Regions from separate parts of the Homo sapiens genome. Here all the other regions are linked to region 2. Evidence: chromatin contacts called from ENCODE Hi-C or POLR2A ChIA-PET data. All regions are on one chromosome and are shown on one strand. The core of a region is the stretch at or near the end of the contact, and the rest is flanking DNA. Distances in the headings are between cores, read along the strand shown.

Region 1 (2,700 bases), core at 81-2,580, 190 kb before region 2:
AAAATTCCAACCCCCCTCCTCTGGGCTGAATGAAAAGGGACAAGGAAAGGATAGAAAATCTGGAGAAATGGAATTCCCTGGGTGAGGAGAGATGACACCTGCCAGTCTGCTTGGAGATCTGGCTGGAGTCCTCACTAAGTTATCACACCTAGAGTGATGGGGTGGCCCCTTACCCTATTTCAGCCACATGGTGTCATGGGAATTGTTGCCTTGGGCCTTGCTAAAATGCACATGTACCACCAGGCTATGTGGGCCTCAGGCTGAGGAGCAGCAACCCATCTCAAGGAGCCCGTCGCAAGAGGCTCATTTATGACTTAGTGAGGAAGCTGGGCTCCAAGGAGCAGCCTCTCCTGGCTCCCGGAGTCACTGGCCAGTACAACTCAACCCCTTGTTGAAAAGAGAGGTGAAAAACTTAATGCTGGGTACAGATGAGGACACTGGGGCACAGAGAGGGGCAGGAACTGCCCTGATCACTCAGCCTCTCAGTGCTGGCACTGGACTCCAGGTCCCCTAGTGCCCTGTGTCACCAAGAGAGGGCCCAAAGGAAGGAGCAGGGCCTCTGTCTCAGATCCTTATCACTGGCGAGGGAAAGCAGGGTGGGTGCTCACTCCCTGAATGGACACTGAAAGGCAGCGTCTCCCTTCAAAGGTGCCAGACAATGGAATGGTTGGCCAGACAGCCATTTGCTAAATTTGGATCAGAAGACTGTCTTCTGTTAACCCCTCCATGCCTAAGCATGCGGAGGCACAGTGTTCGCGATTCCTCCTTCCTTCTGAAAACACTACAGCCCTGTTCCAGCTGCACTAGGAAGGAAGGTGGGTTTTCCTTGGCTATATCTGGACTCAGAGATCAGGGAATCGGATCTCCAATGATGGCTGGTCAGCGCCAGGCTGGAGCAGTGACGGCACCTGAACGCTGCACCTGAACTCACTACCCAAGGGTCACTTTGCACGGGTCACAGGCCAAAATGAAAGTAGGCAGAGGGCAGAGGGAAATCAGGCAGCTGGCCACATGACAGTGAAGCTGCAGGCCACAGGAAGCCTGAGTGTGGATCATTATGAAGCAAGACCATAGCAAAAGCAGGCATCAAGCCAGAAAAAAGAAATCAGGAATAATGCCAGCCGGTCAAAAGTTTGTGGGTCACAGTGAAATCAGGCCAGAGGAGAATGAAATCAGGCTTCAGAACAGACCAACGCCACCTGTGACTCAGAGGGAAGGGAGCTGCGCCTCCCAGGGAAACCAGGTTGCGGGTCACTCCAGCCGCACCCCCACCCCTCCCTCCGCCGCGGGCCCAGCCTCACTTGAGCTGCTGGGTAATAAGCTCCTCGTCGTTGAGATAGCGCAGCCGTTCCTCTTCCACCAGGGTGCGCTGCCGCTGCAGCGGGTCCTCCTGCCGCCGCGCCGCCTCCGACACGCGCATGCTCAGCTCTGCCTCCGTGCGCTTCAGCAGCGCGCGCACCGACTCCTGGTTCTGTAGCTGCGGGACGCACGGACGGATGGACCCGGGTGGGGGGAGCGGAGCCGCGAGGCAGGGGAAGGGCCGGGAGAAGGCGGGTAGAGGACTGCCCAATCCAGGGCGGGGCTCTGCAGAAGAAGCGGCTGCTTGGCTCCGCCTCAGGCAGCAGCGAAGGGGTGGGATGGCGAAGGGCAGGGGCGGGATGGCGAAGGGCAGGGGCAGAGGGCTAAGTTCTGGGGAAGAACAGAGGCAGGAGGAGAACGGATGGGGATCGTGGAGAGGGGAGCGTTAAAATGGGCCATGCAAAGGGGGAGCTGCATGGCTGTGGCCGCGAGCAGGGGTGGTATTGCAGGGGGAGGAGGGCAAGGTTAAGTTCTGGGGAATATGAGGCAGGAGAAGGGGTTGGGAATATTTGCGGGACAGGGTGTAGCCCTATGTAGGTCCCTGCCGACAGTGCGGCCGCATGGCTATGGCTTCCATCATCCCGGAATGGGGACGGGACTGGAATGAAGGACTCAAGCGCTGGCATTTGATAGAGCTTCTATGGCTGGGACAGGAAGACTAAGTTGATGATCGATCCAACCCTGTTCCAAGCCTGAATGGCGGGGGTGGGCAAGATCTTACCCGTTGCCCAGATGGCAATTCTCTGCCCCCTCCCCAGCCTGTCTCTGCTAATTATCCTCACCTGACGGCCCCTGGGCCTGCTTGAGGAGCGGACTCGGCGATGCCAAGCTCCTGACAGGTGGGACCATCTGCCAAGCAGGGCCGGGGAGACTGTTGGGGCTCAGGAGGGAGGAGCTGAGAGGACTTGGGGGAAGGGCTCTCGCTGACTCAGGGAAAGGGATGCAGGGCAGGAAGGAACTGGAACTGCCCCGAGGGATACTGACGACGGAGGGGCTCAGTGGGTGACTGGGGCTCCAGGAGGGCGATGGGGACTCAGGGAAGGAGAAGGAGGGCTCAATGAGGGGGTCACGGGCGAGGGATAAGGCCTTGGTGAGGAAGTGGAGGTTCAGCGAGGGAGCGGAAGCTCAAGAAAGGGGAAGGGGAGAAAGGGTTCGGAGAGAGGCCAGTGAGCGGCGAAGGACTCGGGCGTGGAAGCTCTGGGAAAAGGATGAGGTAGTAGGGGATGGGGCGGGACTTGCGGCAAGGGACTTCTACCAGTAGGTGGGCGTTGGTGGGGCGGGGCCCAGGACGGGGCGGTACCTGGAGCTTGCGCAACTGCTGGAGCTGGCCGCGCAAGTCAC
Region 2 (2,700 bases), core at 66-2,565:
TTGAGGCAGACAATAGAAAACTGTCGAACCTCCACTGTAAATTCATTCTTAATCCTATGAAAAAATGCATCCTGAAACGTGTTGCATGCACAGTGAGACAAAAACCTGTGTCTTTAGGTTTCCTGCGATCTAGCTTGGAGGCGGGTTGGGGGGGTGTGGAGGGAAGTGCTGGAGAAATTATCCCATTATTGACTGAGCAGCAAAGAATTTTCAAGAACAGTGATTCTCCTAGAAAAAGTATTGCTGCTGCCATTTCAATGCAAAATTTGGCTTTTGAGTAAAAGGCTTAGGTTTTTATCTTCCGGGGAGAAAAAAAAAACCCAAAAGACAAAAAAAAAAAAAAAAAAGGTCATAGCGTCCCTGGGTGGGCTCGAACCACCAACCTTTCGGTTAACAGCCGAACGCGCTAACCGATTGCGCCACAGAGACCGAGTCGACTACCGGCGTAGTAGTGAGCCGAGTCAATGGGAGCGAGCCTGGACGGCGCAGACGCCGTAAGAGATGCCGCCATCGGGCGAAATAAGTGGAACCCGGGGGAGAAAGGGAAGGATCCTGATGGGGGAGGGAGGCGAAAGAGCTTGGGAGGAGAGGACGCGGGACGTGCACGCCCTTCCTCCATTGGAACGGCGAGAGGTCGACTCTGGCTATCCTCAGGTTCTACCTCAAACGTGGAGAGGCGCGGAACGTCCCTTTTTAGGGTGACCTGAGATTGAGGATACGTGAAGTCGGGCCGCAGGAAGTCCCCCAAATCAGAACAAGCTTCGGCTTCCAAACTCCCTTTCACAGCTGAACCCCTGCAGCCGCAAAATACCCGCGACGCCTACACGCGACGCCTTCCCCTTCCCACCTGCATCATTAAATTTCCATTTAATGGGCGCCTCCTATATACTAGGCACTGTTGTGGGCCAGTGAATATTCCGAGCCTAGGCAAGTGCCTGGTACACAGTAAACGCAGGATTTCTGGAGTGAATAAATAAGCTAGCACGACTAATACGACGAACTCATACATCACGTTGATAAGCGTCACGGTGCCCCTTCAGCTGGGGCCGCAGCTTCCTAAACCCAGTTTCACCAGCCCACGTGCGCGCAGGCTCCGCCCCCAGTCCCTGAGGTCCCGAGTCCAGGTCCGCCGAGATCCCACTATGCACCGTGTCGCAAGTCTCTTCCGCAGCCACAGTGACTTTTCACTTCCGCTTTTCCCGCCTCCGTTTTGACTTTGCAACCAAACTACCTGTACTGGTGACCGACAGGGACGTGTGACCAATAGAAAGCCCAGATGTCCAGGAAGAGTCCGCCTATCAGCCAATGAAGAGACAGCAGTGAGAGCGGTTGCGCAGTGAAGGCTAGACCCGGTTTACTGGAATTGCTCTGGCGATCGAGGGATCCTAGTACACCGCAATCATGGTGAGATGGGGAGTTAAAGCAAAGGGGCATGGGGAAGGATTGAGAAGCGGAGGGGGTCAGGAGAGGCTTGGGGACGAAAAGGGCCTAGGGTCGATGGAAGGAAGCGGTTTCAGTTCGAGGGGAGCGGGCCCCGGTGAGGACCAAGAGGGTGAGTGCGGCTCATTGCCGCCACACAGTGCTCATCCCAGCTGGAGAACCAGGGGTTCAGACGCCTCCGGAATGGAGAACGGGCGTACAGGAGCCTCCGCATCAGGAGCTGGGCCGGGGGCTGTGGCAGCGTTTGACCCCCCGCGCTGACCCCTCCGCTCTGTCTGTCCTAGTCTATTATGTCCTATAACGGAGGGGCCGTCATGGCCATGAAGGGGAAGAACTGTGTGGCCATCGCTGCAGACAGGCGCTTCGGGATCCAGGCCCAGATGGTGACCACGGACTTCCAGAAGATCTTTCCCATGGGTGACCGGCTGTACATCGGTCTGGCCGGGCTCGCCACTGACGTCCAGACAGTGTAAGTTTCAAGGGTCCCCGCCCACACCCAGGCCTCTTCTTGGACCATCCAACCCCGGCGTCTTGACCGGCCAAGGTGTCAGTCATCTACCACACACCACCAGTGAGTTTGAGACTTTGCCGCCTCCAAAAAACATGTCCTTCCCTTTCTTTTTTTTTTTTTTAGACAGGGACTTGCTCTGTCACCCAGGCTGGAGCTCAGTGGCATGATCTCAGCTCACTGCAACCTCCACCTCCCAGGCTCAAGCGATTCTCGTGCCTCAGCCTCCTAAGTAGCTGGGACTACAGGCGCGCACCACCATGCCTGGCTAATTTTTGTATTTTTAGTAGAGACAGGGTTTCACCATGTTGGCCAGGCTAGTTTCGAACTCCTGACCTCAAGTGATCCACCTGCCTCAGCCTCCCAAAGTGCTGGGATTACAGGCATGAGCCACCACACCTGGCCTGACTTTGATTTTGACAACAATTTTGAGCAGACAAGACAAGCCCAATAGAAACATCTTGCAAGCAGTTGGGGTTTTGTTATTACATCTCAGGGTTGGGGAAGCATTGGCAATGTGCCAAATCTATGGGAGCAGATTCTGGAGAGACAAAGTCTGTAGGGAGGGAAATAATGAGCGGCAGTTTGAGAGCTGAACGTTACATTTAGCAGTGAGGGGCGAAGAGAAGCCAGAGAAGAATAAGAGAGGAAAAGAACGGTGATAGGTTTTCAGGAGGGAATACGTGGTCACAGGGGGCAGGTCCTGCAGGGTACTGGTGCCTGAGGAGCAGCAGGTCCTGGATTTGTTTCCT
Region 3 (2,700 bases), core at 153-2,652, 150 kb after region 2:
GCCCAGGGCTTCCAGGACTGAGGAAGAGCTGGTGCTAGGCAGGTTCTGGACTCTTGGGGTGGGTTGGTGCCTCTATCCACTGCATTCACTTCTGAACTAATGGGGAACAGCACATCCAAGCCCTTCTTGTCTGGATCAGAACAGAGAAGGAGAGGGAACCACATGGATGAGTGACTGGGGGCTTCAGGAGACAAACAAGGACTCTGACCCCCACAGGCATGTGCAGAGGACCTGACAGGTGTGGCCGTGGCTGCATGCGCATGCGCAGTCGCTCCAGTCCAAGCACAGCTCGGTGCTGCTGCCAGATGATTCCCTGCCAGGGAACTGCCTGGGTTTGTGTCCTGGGCTGACCTGTGTCCAGGACAGTGCAGCCCCCGTGGAGGAAATCCAAGCAGCTGGTGGGGTCTGGAACAGATGGCTGATGAGGTGGACAGTGAAGTCTCTGGAAGCCAAGGAATAGTTTCCTGTTCCATGAGTTTTCTCAGCCTCATTCTGTTCTTCAAAACCCTCAGGGGAGGACAAGCTGTTCCTCATATTTCAATTCCTTTCGTGCCAGGGAAGTCCTTTCTGATGTCTGACTTGAGTCCCTCTAGTACTGTGGTGGGGTGGAAGGGTTCTTCCCTGGAGCTTGGAGACCTGCTGAGATGCTGTCTGACCCCCGCTGCTTTCCTCCCCTCCTATGGCGGTGGCCTCTGAAGCCATCCCGGCAGGCTCCCAGAATCCGCGGGGCCTGTCAAAGGCGCACTGATGGAGCCTTCCCTGGGGCTGTCTCACCACCCTCCTTTCTGGGCACCAACTCTGTCCTTTGGCACAGCCCTCACTCAGCTGGTTGCTGAAAAGCTCCCCCAGGCGTAGTGGGCAGGGCCACATCCTGGCTAACATGAGGGCTGGGGCCACCCTGGGAGCCCTGGAAAGAACCTTTTTCCTATAAGCTTCCAGACAGGATGGGCAGGGAGTGAAGGGTCAAGAGTCAGGCAGATGAGGGTTTGCACTCTGGTAGTGCCGGACATTGACTGCTAAGCTCTGTGACCTTGGGCAGGGGACTTTGCCTTTCTGTGGCTCCGTTTCCTGATCCGTAAATTGGAGCTGTTAATTGCGTGGCTATATGTATGGTGGGATCTAAATGAGATGGTTCATGTAAGGCCCTGGACTCTGTGCCTGCCATTCACTGTGCACCAAAGACTTGGTAGTGGCTTATTATTACGAGTCTAACACCTTTTGGCTGAGGCCTCTGCTTTGAGTTGGGGACTTCTGATCAGGGTCTTTCTGCTGACTCCCTGTCCCTGTCTCCTGACTGGTTGCTGCCTCAGAGGGGCCCCAAGCCGAGGCCCTTTCGGCTCCTGGCCTGACTCCAATCCCTCTTCCTCCCCTCCTGCAGGTGCGCTACAAGGAGGAGTTTGAGAAGAACAAGGGCAAAGGTTTCAGCGTAGTGGCAGACACGCCCGAGCTCCAGAGAATCAAGAAGACCCAGGACCAGATCAGTAACGTGAGCTCTTGCCCTGCCCTGCGGCATCCCTGCTGCCCTCTGTTTGGTCCCCTTCCTGCCAGCCTGGCAGACGCAAGCCTGGCAGATGTGAATGAGGCCAGTGCCTCCACTACCCCTGCCCTCCAGGGTGGGCCTGGGGAAGAGCTTGGGGTTCCCAGATGCCTCTTCTCTGTGTACCCCCAGACCACCAGCACGCATAGCATTTTCTTCTTGAAGGGACTGTATTCTGTGGGGGCCTGTGTGCTAAATCAGCCCCCACTCTCTCTGACTGTTGTTCTTTTTTCTGGATATCGTGGGTATCGGTGAAGACTGCATGTCTCATCTTAGCACAAAGGTCAAAACTGGGGGGCGGGGAGCACCTGGCCTCCCCTGGTCTGCGCCTGGGTGCTGACATTGCAGTCATTTCCGCCCTTCCTTGGCCTCCTCCCCCACATCAGCCTGCTCTTCCTTCCTGTGTAAAAACCCCAGCCAGCTTCACCCGCCAGCCCTGCACCCCCTGGCTCACACCCCCCGCCTCCCTGATGGTCAGTGGCATCTGGCTGTGGCAGGGGTGGGCATGGAGAGTGGGCAGGGGATCAACTGTCCCCAGCATCGTGTGCCCTCCATGGCACCTGTGGCCAGAGAACAGGCCTCAGTTTCCTGCTTGGCAGAGCCACAGGCAAGCAGCCTGTGTGGCTTTAGGCATGCGGGGGCAGGGCACTGCGGTGAGCAGCAACCATGGGGGATGCGCACACAGAACTGCAGGGGCTGCCCAGCCAGCCTGGCCTAGGAGGTCCTGCCAGGGAGGGTTTAGGCAGGCAGCTGTCTTCGTGTCTGGAACAGGAAGGGATCAGTGAGCTGCCCATTGTTGCTCTGGGCTGAGGAACTGGGGATAGAGATTGCCGGGGGAGCCTGGCTTTCCGGTGGTCTCAGCACCCACTCCCTGGGCTCCACATCCCTTCCTACCCTCCACCTGGCCACCTCAGCAGGGCGCTCCTTTAAGAGCTTGGCTGGGCCGTGCATAGAGTGGGCTGCAGTGGTGGGTCAGGTGGATTTCAGAAGCACAGGCAGCCCACAGACAGCAGAACCAGCCATGCCCAAAATGGTGGCTTTCAAACTCTGACTTCAGCCTACAGTAAAATATACATTGTACGTCTTGACCCATCTGACAGGCATACATTTATGTAGAGGGAAAACAGAATGGAAGCTTTCATGAATGAGTACTTCCTACTTAG
Region 4 (2,700 bases), core at 74-2,573, 170 kb after region 2:
ACTGCAACCTCCACCTCCCAGGTTCAAGCGATTCTCCTGCCTCAGCCTCCTGAGTAGCTGGGATTACAGGCATGTGCCACCATGCCCAGCTAATTTTGTATTTTTAGTAGAGCTGGAGTTTCTCCATGTTGGTCAGGCTGGTCTTGAACTCCTGACCTCAGGTGATTCACCTACCTCAGCCTCCCAAAGTGTTGGGATTACAGGCATGAGCCACCACACCCAGCCTTTTACTTTTTATTTTATTTATTAATTTATTTATTTTTGAGACGGAGTCTCGCTCTGTCACCCAGGCTGGAGTGCAATGGCACGGTCTCAGCTCACTGCGACCTCTGCCTGCCGGGTTCAAGCAATTCTTTAGCCTCAGCCTCTTGAATAGCTGGGATAACAGGCACCTGCCACCACGCCCGGCTAATTTTTATTTTTATTTTTTTTTTGAGACAGAATCTTGCTCTGTAGCCCAGGCTGGGGTGCAGTGGCGCGATCTCAGCTCTGCCTCCCGGGTTCAAGCAATTCTCTGCCTCAGCCTCCCAAGTAGCTGGGATTACAGGCATGCACCACCAAGCCTGGCTAACTTTTGTATTTTTAGTAGAGACAGGGTTTCACCATCTTGGCCAGGCTGGTCTTGAACTCCTGACCTTGTGATCCACCTGCCTCGGCCTCCCAAAGTGCTGGGATTATAGGCATGAGCCACTGCGCCCGGCTGGTCTCTGACACATCTAAGCTATGAACCATTAGGGTAAGTTTCTGACCATCTCTGAGCCCCATCTATGAAAGACTCATAGGGAGGTTGAAATTGCACCACATGTACGATATCTGGCCCAGTGTAGGAAATGTATAAATGTTAGCTTCATCCCTCAGGGAAGCCCACTGAGATCCACACGAAACTTTTGTCTGTGTCTCCCCATAATGTGACCTTTAGAAGTTGCCAATGGCCCACCCAATACCCAACCATGATTTTTCTGAGATAATCTGCCCGAGGTGTGTGAGAGGAAACGCGAAGAAGGCAGTCAGGAGGATTCACTCTTGGGGGAGCTGGGTAGGATCCTATCTCCTCCTACATCCAGAGCATGCAGGCTCCATTTAGATACAAAGGGGTGGGATTGGGTTCCTGGGGAGAAATTGAGCCCCTTTGATTCTGCGGTTCTGTGGGTCTAAATCTGGCATCTCCTTGGCTATCCACCCCCAGGCTTTGTGATTGGTTGGCTGTGGTTGGTGGGGGGGCAGGAAGCTGCTGGTGGAGCTGCAGCATCCTTCAGTCTCAGGCCCCTGGGAGGGGGAGGGGAAAGAACCAGGGCTGAGCTGTGGAGTGAAGGGGAGCCATTTCTCTCCACCGACTGCAACCTCCGTGCTCACAGCTCACGGTTCACCAGAATCCAGGGGCTTGGTCGGCCTAGGAATCCACAATGCTGGATATTTTCATCCTGATGTTCTTTGCCATCATAGGCCTGGTCATTCTGTCCTACATTATCTATCTGCTCTAGTGGCCTGGAGCTGCGGCCGGAGCCTGCTGGAGAACAGCTCAGAAGGAAGGATGGAGATGAATGGCCGAGTGCCCTGCTTGCTGACGCACCGGTGGATTTTTGCTTCTGCTGTTATCTCGGGTATTGATTCCAAAAAAAAAAGAAAAGAAAAAAAGAAAGAGTTTGCTTTCCTATTTTTTTTCTTAGACCACTCTGAAAAGAATAAGAAATGCCAGCTTCTTTCTTTGGGACCTAATTTAAAATAAGACTTTAAAAATTACAAATAAAATCCACAATGTAAACGATTTTTAGGCAGAACGGGTTGGGAATGATGGATGTGGTGGGGAGGGACTATTATTTCCTAATTTCTTCTTCAAGTTAGGTGCTCAAACTCAAGTTGTCTATTTTCTTCTGGTAATTAAAGGTAAAACACATCTTTGCATGTCAGCATACTTGCAATATAGTTGTTTACAACTATGCTTGTATAATTGCATTACTTAATGATTGACTCATTCTTATTTGAGGGTGAGACGGCAAATAAATTTTACTTGGGGTGGGGTTTTCGGGGAGATGTCCAACTGTGGGATATGGTGGAGAGGAGGGAGGAACTCCTGGTACTTTGCAGTTGTCCCCATCTGAGACTTTTTATTTCTGGGTTTCTTACAGCTCCTGGTCTCTCCAGTCCAACAAGAGGCCTCTCATCCACAGAAGCAGTCCTACTGCCCAGCAGACCTCTTTCAGAGCCTTCCAGACATGGCTGACCCCTGGCAAGCAAGGGGCTTTTTGAGCTGAGAGGCACTTGGCTGGGACTTCAGGAATTCATGGACAGGGCTGGCAGATACTGCATATGTTTGAGCTGTAGATGGGATTGAGAACAGAAAGTTGAAATGGAGACTTATTAAAGTTACCGTGGAGAACTGCTCAAAAATTCATTTTGAATTAAGGAAACTTAAATTCATTTTAAGTTTCCTTAGATCTAAATGCAACTGCACATTACACTCAAATATGTTCCTTCCTTCTCACACACAGGACTCCCTTGTGAAACTCAAGGGGAAGTTCAAGTTGTCCATCTTCATCTATGAAGTAGTCACTTTATCACTGTCTTTACAGATTGCACAGTCTGGGGTTTTGTGGTTTCTCTTGTCTCACTCTCCAGCCAGGAAGAACTTGTCATTTGAGTTTTTAAAATGTATCATTTCTTCCCCACCTCAAACCACTTGTATCCCAGTTTCTCATTTAA
Region 5 (2,700 bases), core at 119-2,618, 150 kb before region 2:
GGCACTGCCAGGGCTGCATGGGGACGCGTGGGGCTGGGGGACGAGCACCAGCAGCCGCACACGCCCCGCCGGGCCCTGACAGCTGAGCTGCGGAGGCACCCGGCCTGTCCCCTCTGCTTCCACCAGCATCCTGCTGCCCCCACCGACAGGACTCGGAGCTGGCCCGGGAGCTTCTGACGTAGCAGGGGGGTGCGTGGGAGGGGAGGGGGGGCCACGGTGCGTCCCCTTCCCAGCCCCACCCTCCACCCCTCAGCCGCCTGCCTTCCCTATCTTCTCACTCACCCTAGATGCCCTCCCCAGCTGGGGGCGCCCTCCCCTGCCCCCTGGCCTCTGCAGGGGGAGGGGTTAAGATCAAATAGCCCCTCCCTAAACCCCTCCCTCTCGTGGCCCTCCCTACCCGCTGGTAGAGCGGGGAGCTGGTCCCCAGTTTCTGCAACTGCTGCTGAGGCTCAGAGGTCTCCAGGGCTAGGGCCTCGAGGTGCGGGGAGGGGGGGTGTGTGGAATACAGGCTTGTATCCTGGCAACGCGGCCAACCCCAGAACGCACTCATCCCCTTCCCTCCCTGGAGGCTGGCGCAAAGGGCCCACCACCACCATCCTAGCCCGTGCACCCCATTCTGGGAGCTGGGGGAGGGAGGCCTTTGATGCACCCCTCACTTCTCCATCCCCTTCCCCTCCCCTGCATCCTCCACTTCCCCCACCTCGGAGGGACGCCCTTCTCCCCCCACCCTCCTCACCATCCATCCCCCTTCTTCTCCTCACCCCTCCCCCTTCCACACAAGCCCCTTTACAGTTGAACCCCTCTGGCCCCCACCCCGGGGCGTAGTGAGGCCCTCCCCACCCAGTCTCCTGCCTCGCCACCCTGCCCCCTTCTCTGGTCCCAGCACTCCTCTCGCCCGGGTCCTTCTCCCAAGCCCGGCGCACAGCGGTCCCCTGCCCCCACACACCTGCGCCCCAGCATCCCTCGCCCCGCCGGCCACCGCCTCCCCGGCCCGGCCGCCGCCCCCGCCCCCGGCCGAGGGGGAAAACACACAAAGAAAACAGAAATACCTTCCACTTAAGCATGGAGGCACATTAGGGAGGAGAGAGACAGGGACATGCCTTGGGACGGAGCGTTCCCCATCGGGCGGGGGCGCGGGGGGCGGGGGCCCCGGGCCGGCCTGCCTGGCGCTCGCCCTCTCGCCGCCTCGCGGGCTCCTCGCTCGGCCCCAGCCCCGGGGCGCGGTGCCAGGCGGGCGGGCCGGGGGCGCGGGCCCCGCCGGGGTGGACCAGCTGGGAGGGCGCCGGCGGCCGGGCGTGTGGGTGAGCGCGCGCGCGGGCGTGTCACCGAGTGTGCGAGAGCGAGTGTGTGTGTGTTTGAGTGTGTGTCTGCGCGCGCGCGGGCCGGCGCGGGTGTGTCACTGCGGGCGGGCGCGCGCGCGGCGCGGGCGCGCGCGTGTGGCCGGAACTTACAAAGGGCCGCCCGGGGCGGCGGGGGCGGGGGAGGGGAGGGGGCACTGCGCCTTCTCGCGCCCTCCAGCTTCACCGCGTGATCCCGCAGCGCGCGGCCGGGGCCGGGCGCGGGGCGCGCTCACTCTCTCCTTCCCGCGCCACCTGCTTCGTCCCACCCCAAGTAGTCTTCGCGCCACGATAGAGACAAATACATTGACCGAGGACCGGCTCGGAGGAGGCACCCGGGGAAGCGGGGACACTTGGAGGGTGGAGGACTCCTGGGTCTCCAAGCCCGGGCGCGCCTAGGGATGGAAAGGCTCTCGGGGCTGGGTGGGGAGGCGGGGCGGCGAGACTGGGGGCTCCCTTCAGCCAAGGTGACCGCGGAAACCAACAGCCGCCCCATGCTGGGAGCGCCCGGATCCTCCTCTGCTTCTGCCTCGCGACCCCTCACCCCAGCGCGCCTAGACGCGGCTCGGTCGGAGGGTCTGGGCTCCCCGGCGCCCCCTGCTGGGCCGCCGCCTCGCCCCCGCTCCGGGTTGCAGCCCCTCCTGCAGGCGTGCGCGGGAACTGCAGGCAGGTCCGCGCCCCTCCGGCCAGTGAGACCCCACCGTAGGACGCTCCAGCGACGGTCCCTGCTCACGCCTCGCTTGGCGGCGTCACTGCCGCCTCTACTTCAGCCCGCAGAGCACTAGCTCGGCTCCACCCTGCCGTCCCCCGCCCCTCCGCGTCCCACCTTCGTTGGCCTACCTGTTGGCTCCGCAGACTTCTCCAGCGCTGACCCGGACCCAGACCCAGACCCAGGCCCGCGCCGACACCTCGTGATTCCAGCGGCCCCCTCCCTCCCTCGCTCCGATGCTCTGGCCAGTCCCTTCTCTCTCAAGCTTTCTTGCGGAGGAGAAGGTGGGCTGAGTCCCCTGTCCCTTTTATTTACTTCTGGAGTTTCCAAAAGCAGTTTAGGTGAGCAAGAGAGTGGACACAGTACTTCTATTCACTGTGGGCCATCAGGCAGAGTGGCAGGCAGGCAGAGAGCCCAGGAGAGGAGACCCCACCCCAAGTGGCCCAAATGACAAACCGGTTTCCCCACTTCCTGGTCTACCCAGTTGCAACCTTAATCTGGGCTCTCCCAATTTCCTATCCACCCCCAGGCCTGCCCCTGAGCCAACCACATGCCCAGCTAGGGACAAGGTCCCAGATTCCCCTTAGAGATAAATAACCAATTGCAGTAACTCAGATGCCAGGGCCAGGACCAGAGGAGAGGCCCTTCCCAGCT

The links. Hi-C counts contacts between places; a loop is a spot of excess contacts on that map. ChIA-PET counts read pairs that join two places held with the same protein, here RNA polymerase II (POLR2A). Pooled maps may share reads with other maps.
Region 1: a loop to region 2 is called in a map of CD8-positive, alpha-beta T cell, with 6 times the contacts of the local background. The contact joins the enhancer-like site here to the promoter of PSMB3 in region 2. A Hi-C loop is called at or near these places in 8 of 168 maps with a recorded cell type or tissue (B cell, CD4-positive, alpha-beta T cell, CD4-positive, alpha-beta memory T cell and 4 more), 19 of 37 single-sample maps with no recorded cell type and 20 of 50 pooled maps. POLR2A ChIA-PET finds 5 or more read pairs at or near these places in 6 of 52 experiments (CD4-positive, alpha-beta T cell, HEK293, T-cell and 3 more).
Region 3: a loop to region 2 is called in a map of B cell, with 16 times the contacts of the local background. The contact joins the enhancer-like site here to the promoter of PSMB3 in region 2. A Hi-C loop is called at or near these places in 2 of 168 maps with a recorded cell type or tissue (B cell and CD8-positive, alpha-beta T cell) and 7 of 50 pooled maps. POLR2A ChIA-PET finds 5 or more read pairs at or near these places in 2 of 52 experiments (H1 and activated CD4-positive, alpha-beta T cell).
Region 4: a loop to region 2 is called in a pooled map, with 3 times the contacts of the local background. The contact joins the promoter of LASP1NB here to the promoter of PSMB3 in region 2. A Hi-C loop is called at or near these places in 7 of 50 pooled maps. POLR2A ChIA-PET finds 5 or more read pairs at or near these places in 4 of 52 experiments (AG04450, GM12878, WTC11 and 1 more).
Region 5: a pooled map shows a loop between it and region 2 (4-fold over the local background). The contact joins the promoter of SRCIN1 here to the promoter of PSMB3 in region 2. A Hi-C loop is called at or near these places in 1 of 37 single-sample maps with no recorded cell type and 9 of 50 pooled maps. POLR2A ChIA-PET finds 5 or more read pairs at or near these places in 2 of 52 experiments (PC-9 and WTC11).

Annotation. Positions count from the first base shown.
Region 1 is chr17:38,556,926-38,559,625 of GRCh38, forward strand. SRCIN1 (SRC kinase signaling inhibitor 1) reads right to left here. Exons shown (of 19, transcript NM_025248.3): 10 at 2,660-2,700; 11 at 1,302-1,477. Among named protein-coding and RNA genes, the nearest start is that of SRCIN1, 48 kb to the right of the region's middle. Within about 2 kb of position 1,331, at least 19 of the 41 ENCODE cell types and tissues checked have a DNase peak (open chromatin) inside an H3K27ac peak, as active enhancers do; they include CD8-positive, alpha-beta T cell, where a contact is called at or near this core.
Region 2 is chr17:38,751,426-38,754,125 of GRCh38, forward strand. It overlaps PSMB3 (proteasome 20S subunit beta 3), which reads left to right and starts at 1,316. Exons shown (of 6, transcript NM_002795.4): 1 at 1,316-1,404; 2 at 1,725-1,909. The coding sequence starts at 1,402. TRN-GTT2-5 (tRNA-Asn (anticodon GTT) 2-5) reads right to left here and starts at 429; the gene lies at 356-429. It overlaps LOC100287808 (a long non-coding RNA gene), which reads left to right. Exons shown (of 1, transcript NR_149004.1): 1 at 1-327.
Region 3 is chr17:38,897,034-38,899,733 of GRCh38, forward strand. LASP1 (LIM and SH3 protein 1) reads left to right here. Exons shown (of 7, transcript NM_006148.4): 4 at 1,379-1,486. Among named protein-coding and RNA genes, the nearest start is that of MIR6779, 17 kb to the right of the region's middle. RefSeq lists enhancers at 1-92, 1,321-1,430, 1,659-2,180, 1,841-2,160, 2,181-2,700. Within about 2 kb of position 1,403, at least 26 of the 41 ENCODE cell types and tissues checked have a DNase peak (open chromatin) inside an H3K27ac peak, as active enhancers do; they include B cell and CD8-positive, alpha-beta T cell, where a contact is called at or near this core.
Region 4 is chr17:38,924,291-38,926,990 of GRCh38, forward strand. It overlaps LASP1NB (LASP1 neighbor), which reads left to right and starts at 1,324. Exons shown (of 2, transcript NM_001414697.1): 1 at 1,324-1,601; 2 at 2,127-2,700. The coding sequence starts at 1,404. The coding sequence ends at 1,481.
Region 5 is chr17:38,604,584-38,607,283 of GRCh38, forward strand. It overlaps SRCIN1 (SRC kinase signaling inhibitor 1), which reads right to left and starts at 1,369. Exons shown (of 19, transcript NM_025248.3): 1 at 1,101-1,369. The coding sequence starts at 1,122. RefSeq lists an enhancer at 2,229-2,700.